Regions from separate parts of the Homo sapiens genome. Here region 1 is linked to region 2. A link is a loop called in an ENCODE intact Hi-C map of the cell type or tissue named here. Cell type or tissue: gastrocnemius medialis. All regions are shown on one strand. Each heading gives the region's core, and the rest is flanking DNA. Links, peaks and the distances in the headings are about the cores only.

The links. A loop is a pair of places that touch in the nucleus more often than their neighbours do. Peaks named below come from ENCODE experiments on the same cell type or tissue, not always from the same donor. Only the 100,000 strongest peaks of a DNase experiment are listed, where the experiment ranks them.
Region 1: a loop joins it to region 2, with 12 times the contacts of the local background. A loop is called at or near these places in 1 of 110 quality-filtered maps.

What each region holds. Positions count from the first base shown.
Region 1 is chr9:34,650,649-34,653,598 of GRCh38, forward strand. It overlaps GALT (galactose-1-phosphate uridylyltransferase), which reads left to right. Exons shown (of 11, transcript NM_000155.4): 11 at 1-387. It overlaps IL11RA (interleukin 11 receptor subunit alpha), which reads left to right and starts at 1,537. Exons shown (of 13, transcript NM_001142784.3): 1 at 1,537-1,585. RefSeq lists a silencer at 1,493-1,592. In gastrocnemius medialis, for the core only: no CTCF peak of the experiment used is centred there; a DNase peak (open chromatin) is centred at 1,473; H3K4me3 peaks cover 1,736 bases; H3K27ac peaks cover 2,500 bases.
Region 2 is chr9:34,558,146-34,560,645 of GRCh38, forward strand. The region is part of intron 4 of CNTFR (ciliary neurotrophic factor receptor); the gene reads right to left. Among named protein-coding and RNA genes, the nearest start is that of CNTFR-AS1, 8.6 kb to the right of the region's middle. In gastrocnemius medialis, for the core only: no CTCF peak of the experiment used is centred there; DNase peaks (open chromatin) are centred at 986, 1,556 and 2,236; H3K4me3 peaks cover 1,246 bases; H3K27ac peaks cover 2,500 bases.

The DNA of each region.
Region 1 (2,950 bases), core at 57-2,556, 93 kb after region 2:
GCTCCAGCTACAACTTTTCTTTGTCTACAGATGTGTAAAATCTTGATGCAAAAATCTACCCCAAATTTCTGAACAAAATTAATATTCAGTATTATATCTAGCCTATAGATTCTCTTACTCTTGGTGTAATGACAGCATTCCCAGTTTAGGAAACTGTTTTAAAATCTTGTGTCTTGGTTGTGGCTGAGGCTTTGGGAAGGCCAGAGCCCCCTTTGCCACCACCCCTAGGGTGTCAGCTCCAAGCCTGGGCCTGAGGGTTTGATGGGGAGCGGGTGAGCTGGATCCTGATCCCAGTGGTCAGTGGCCAGATCCTGGGCTGCTGGCCAGAACCCTGGCTTTGTGAGTGGCTGCAGCTTGGCTCTGCTCCAGCCCACAGGGGCTAAAGGGGCGGGTAGGGAGTGTGTAGGGAGCGTGTACGTGGCTTTGTGTCCTTGGCTCCTCCAGACTCTCACATGTGCGGGCACCATATACTTCTGCTGCCCTTGTGCCCCAATCATTGCACAAACAGAAACAGCTCTGACAGAGAAGGGACTGCTAGAGTTAGGAACCCTAGGGCCTGGAAGGAAGGTATGGCTCTCAGAGTGACCTGGGGTCTATTCAGTCCCCTCTGGACCTGTTTCCCTGGCAACGCTGTGGGAACAACAGTCTATGCAACACAGGAGACCTGATGCCACTGGTGTCCTCCAAATTTTAAGGCGAAGGCAGGCATTGTGAATGATGCAGGGATGGCCAGAATGGTTTTTGCCTTCGTTCTTTCCCCAGGGGAACCAAGCCTGTGGGTGGGGAAATCACACTAAGGCTGGACAGTGACTGAATCTGGCCCAGGAGAAACTTGGCTGCCTGCCTTCCAGACCAGGGTTTTTCTTCCCTGAGATCCTGGAGGGGAAGTACCTGGAACTTGGGAGTGTTGCCCTGGTCTGGAAGATCTGATAGACATAGTATGCACACATTTCCCTCGAGCTTCCCATGACTGGGGAGTAGATGAGAACCCTGAGTGGGTGGCTGGTTTCTTGAGGCATACATATACCCGACACACCTTACACCTCTGATTTGGCTGCATTTTGGAATCATCTGGGAAGTTTTAAACAATACTGGTGCCTAGGTCCAACCTCCAGAGACTCTGATTTAATTGGTATGGGGTGGGGTTTTGCAGTTTTCAAACCACAATATCCAGCAAAGTTTGAGAACCACTGCCCTACACAGCCCTCCTTCTTCTTTATCTTATCTGGAGTCAGGGGCACCTTCAGCTTCTCCAATCACCTGGCCAGTGGCTCTTGTTTCCAGTCCTGCTGTTCCAGGGTGGATAGGCCTTCAGGCGGAGACCCAGGAATCCAGCTCCAGACTCTGTCCCAAGCAGCCTCTTCAGTCCGGGACGGGACAGGAAGTGTCCGGCGGAGGTGGGGGTGGAGGTGATTGGCAGTTGGAGTCTCCAATGGGCCAGGAGCCCCCCTATTTCACTCCTCTCCTTCCATTGGCGCCTGGGCGGAGCCACCCCCGCTGCGGGGGCCCAGGGCGGGAGGGAGTAGAGGCCGGGGCAGAGGGCGAGGGCGAGGGCAGAGGGCGCTGGCGGCAGCGGCCGCGGAAGGTGAGGCCTGGTGTAGACGCCAAAGTCTTGTCAGGAGTGGGCGGGGCAGGGTGATGTATGATCTGAAAGGCCGGGAGTGACTAACGACTGTCAGTGTGTATGTGCCTGTGAGGCTGTGTCTGTGTGACAGTATCATTGTGTGCGATTCTGAGTGTCACTTGGTGCAGCTGTCAGCTAATGTGACTGCGTGTGTCAGTGTGCATGGAGCTGGAGGTGCATGTGGCTGTGCAAGTGTGGGATTATGTGTGTATCTGTCAATGCACATTTTTGGTGGGACTGGGTTGTGTGTTTGTGTGAGAGGGACTGTGACCACATGAGGGAATGTGTTTTGGGAAGGTCTCTGTGGGGTTTGAGACCATGTCTGCCAGCGTGAGAGTGGGTGGCTGGCTTTGTGTGTGCCAATGTGTGACTTCAGCAGTAGCAGAGCAAAAGTGAGGTTTGTGACTATGTGTGTGTCCTGGGTCCTAACTTAAACCGTGTGGGAGTACAGCTGTATTCATGTATTGGGGGACCTACCTCAAGAGCCCATGGGACTGACCTTTCTCTTAAGTGTCCAGCATTGACAGACACACCCACAACACACGTGGCTTCCCCTCCTTCCTCTGCTCAAGAATCCCCAGCATCAGGTCTACTGCTCCTTATTTTCTGTTTCCCTGCTTGGCTCAGTTTCCCTTACGTGCCGTTTTCTGTCCCTATTGCTGTCTTACTAGAGATACCTCTGTGTGTTTCTTCACAGCTTTGTTCCCCTGGTCTCTCTGTGTGGGTGCATTTCCAGTTTTGCCTTTCCTTTCTCTCTGTCTCTCTCTGTGCCCCTATGCCTGCCTTCCCTGCTGATCTTGATCTCTGGCTAGTTGGGGGCCTGTAACAGTGATGAGATGCGGGTCTGCCCCGGCTAAGAGCTCCCTGAGAGAGGGGGCTTAGACCATGATGAAGAGTTGCTTTTAGGCGGTGCTGTGAGCCCTGGTAGGGGCTGTGTGCGTGTGTGACTGCGTGAGTGTATGAATATGTGTAAGTGTGTCTGAGTCTGAGGCGGTGTGGCTGTGCCCGTGTGACTGTGAGTGACCGCATGTGAGAGTGTATGAGTCTGAGGGTAACTGTGGGTCTTGTGTATCTGGCACCAAGGGACCAAAGGCATTTCCTGGTGCTGGGGCCCAAAGAATGGAGGGGGAGGTGAGAAATGGCTGGAACTTCCAGGGGAGGGGGAACTGGACTCTTTGGCCTCTCCTTATATCCCCCAACCTGGGGCCTCCCTTCCCCTGGAAGCACAGCCAGCTGTACCCTAAGGAAACATTTGGTGAGGAGTGAAAAGAGGGGGAGTTTGTATCTGATTTTTCATTTGATTGTGTCCACGTGTGTTCAAAGGCA
Region 2 (2,500 bases), core at 1-2,500:
GGCCACAAGAGCCAGATGTTTAATTAAAGAAAAACAAGGGCTGTGCGGACACGGAACCCCCCCTCCACCTGCTCAATGGAGGCAGGAACCGTGGGGAGCAGGGGGCTGCGGGCCTCAACTCATCAATCACAGGATGGAGGTGATGTCTGGGGGAATCGGCCCCAGCCCCACATCTCCTGCCACTTTGTGTCCACTCCCAGAGGAAGACTGTGCTGCAGAGACGAGGGGAGTCTTGAATGGGTCCTCCGACTGCTGGAGTATCGGGTGCACTTCCTAGAGAAGAGACACCCCAGACTTCCCTCAGTAGAGACAGAGACACGAGGACAGGCCTGGTGGCTACACAGGAACAGCACTGGGCAGCTGTTTGTATGCGTATCTGTGTTTGTAGATGTCTGCATGCAGGGGTATACGTGCTACATGCATGTCTCTATGTGACATGAATGAGTGACCAGGGATCCGTAGGAGCAGCTATGCGGATGTGTGTGAATCTGCATGTCTATGTATGATTGTGTGTGTGTACAAGTGCCTGTTGAAAGGAAGCTGCTGTTCCCTTTGTGTGTACCTCACCTTAGTGCCAGCCCCCAGCATCTCCATCGCAGACCCTTTAAGAAGCCCTTTACATGGTAAGCAGCTGCCCTCACTCTGGAATAGGAAGGCCCAGAGAGGGATAAGGACCTCTCAAGGTCAGACAGTAAGCCAGAGCTAAACCCCAGGACAGGGGTAACCCTATACACACACACTTGGGAAGTCCTTTCTGCTGTCTAGCCCGCACTCTTTTTTGCTGCCGTGAGCACTTAGCCCAGCTGTCCCACCCTCAGGCATTGGGTAAGGCGTGAGGACAGGCGGCTCAGGTTCCTGGAAGGAGGCAGCTTATGTGATCTGACCCGAGCAAGGAATGTCCATCTGCGGCTCCAGGGACACTGACACCTCCCTCCTGTGCCTCCCCCCTCCCCCGCCCCCGGCCTGACAGGTGGACAGGAAATGGGAGGGGGGCAGCGCAATAAGCCAGGGACAGTGAAGGGGAGTGCATGTCTATGCTTGTAGAGTGGCCATGGTGACACAGGGGAACAGTGGGCTTCCATCCACAGTGTGCACGTGACTGTGAGTGACTCTGTGTGATTGCGTGTGCGTGTCCAGTATGTGTGATGCTGGGAGGGGCCTGGGGCAGAACCCCCAGGATCCAGATCTAGCTTTGCAGCAGAAGAGATGAGGGGGCAGAGAGGCATCAGAACTCCAGGGCACCAGGTGGAGGGTGCAATGCTGTGGGCGGAGGCAGCTCCATTCCCCAGGCCTGTCAGGGAAAGCGGGGTCCAGCTGAGACCCCACAGGGCCAACCTGCATTCTGCCTTCCACTGTGTGCCTCCCTTGGGAAGCCTTCCGGGCCCTGCGTCCATCTCATGTCGTTCCATGTTCATCCTGTGTGCCTTTAGTGTCTCTTCCCTGTCTGCCCACGGGTGCAGAACTCTGCCTGGGGGTGGGGTGGGGGGCGGCCAAGGACACAGGAAGTGCCTTCTGGGGGCCTGTTGGCCAAGCCAGAGTTGGCAGCCACCCCAGGAGGAAAGGACATTCCGAGGTCGGCCGAGAAGCCTCCACTCCCCGCTCCTGCCACCGCTGGGGGTGGGGTGGGGATCGGAGTGTGCAGAGTCCGCTCCCTGCTGCCCCGGACTCCTCGGAGGGCAGAGCGGGCCACGGCACTGTACTCACAGGCCCCCACCCCTGGCCAGCCTCCCCACTGACCAGGCTCCCCCACTCCCCGACTGTCCTCCCCCCTCAGACCGCGTCCCCTTCCAACCTCCCCCTCACGCCAGTTCCTCTCCCTGACTGGGGAGGTCATGGTGGGGTGGGGGTTGGGGGGCTGACTGGAGGCTTTGTCTGTCATCTGGCTACTCCTGCCTGGCCCTGGGCCCTGAGCAGGGAAGGGCTTGGGTTTCCTGACAGGGACCAGGTTTCTCAGAGGGAAAAGGAGGAAAGAAAAACAAAAGGAAGAAAAGGAGTGACTTGCTGCAGCTGGAGCCCAGCTGAGGGGCCGGGTGGGCGGAGGTGGGGGTGCTGTGAGATTGTAGGACAGTGTGAGATCAGGATGCCTGTTGTGAGTGTGTTGTGAGTTGGAGGAAAAGCTGTTTTTAAGACGCTGTGATTGCAAGGCTGTGTGTAACTGTGAGGCTCCATGTGTGTGGCTGTGAGACTCTGGGCAGTTGTGTAACTGTAGGATGGGAGGCTGTGTGGGACTGGATGACTGTGTTTGCACGTGACTCAGGGTGAGGCTGTTCAATCTCGAGACTGTCTCTATGTGCTAGGCTGTGTGGCCAAGGTACTCTGTTAGAGTGCCTGTAAGTGTGCCATTGTGTCTGAACACAGTGACAGCTAGAGCTCATACATGAGGCAGTGCATATGTGATGGAGCATAGTGAGGCTGAATGTATTTTGCAAACTGTGCATGTGGGAGGGTGCCCAGAATTCACAGCATGTTCACACGTATGAACTGAACACCGTGTGAGTGC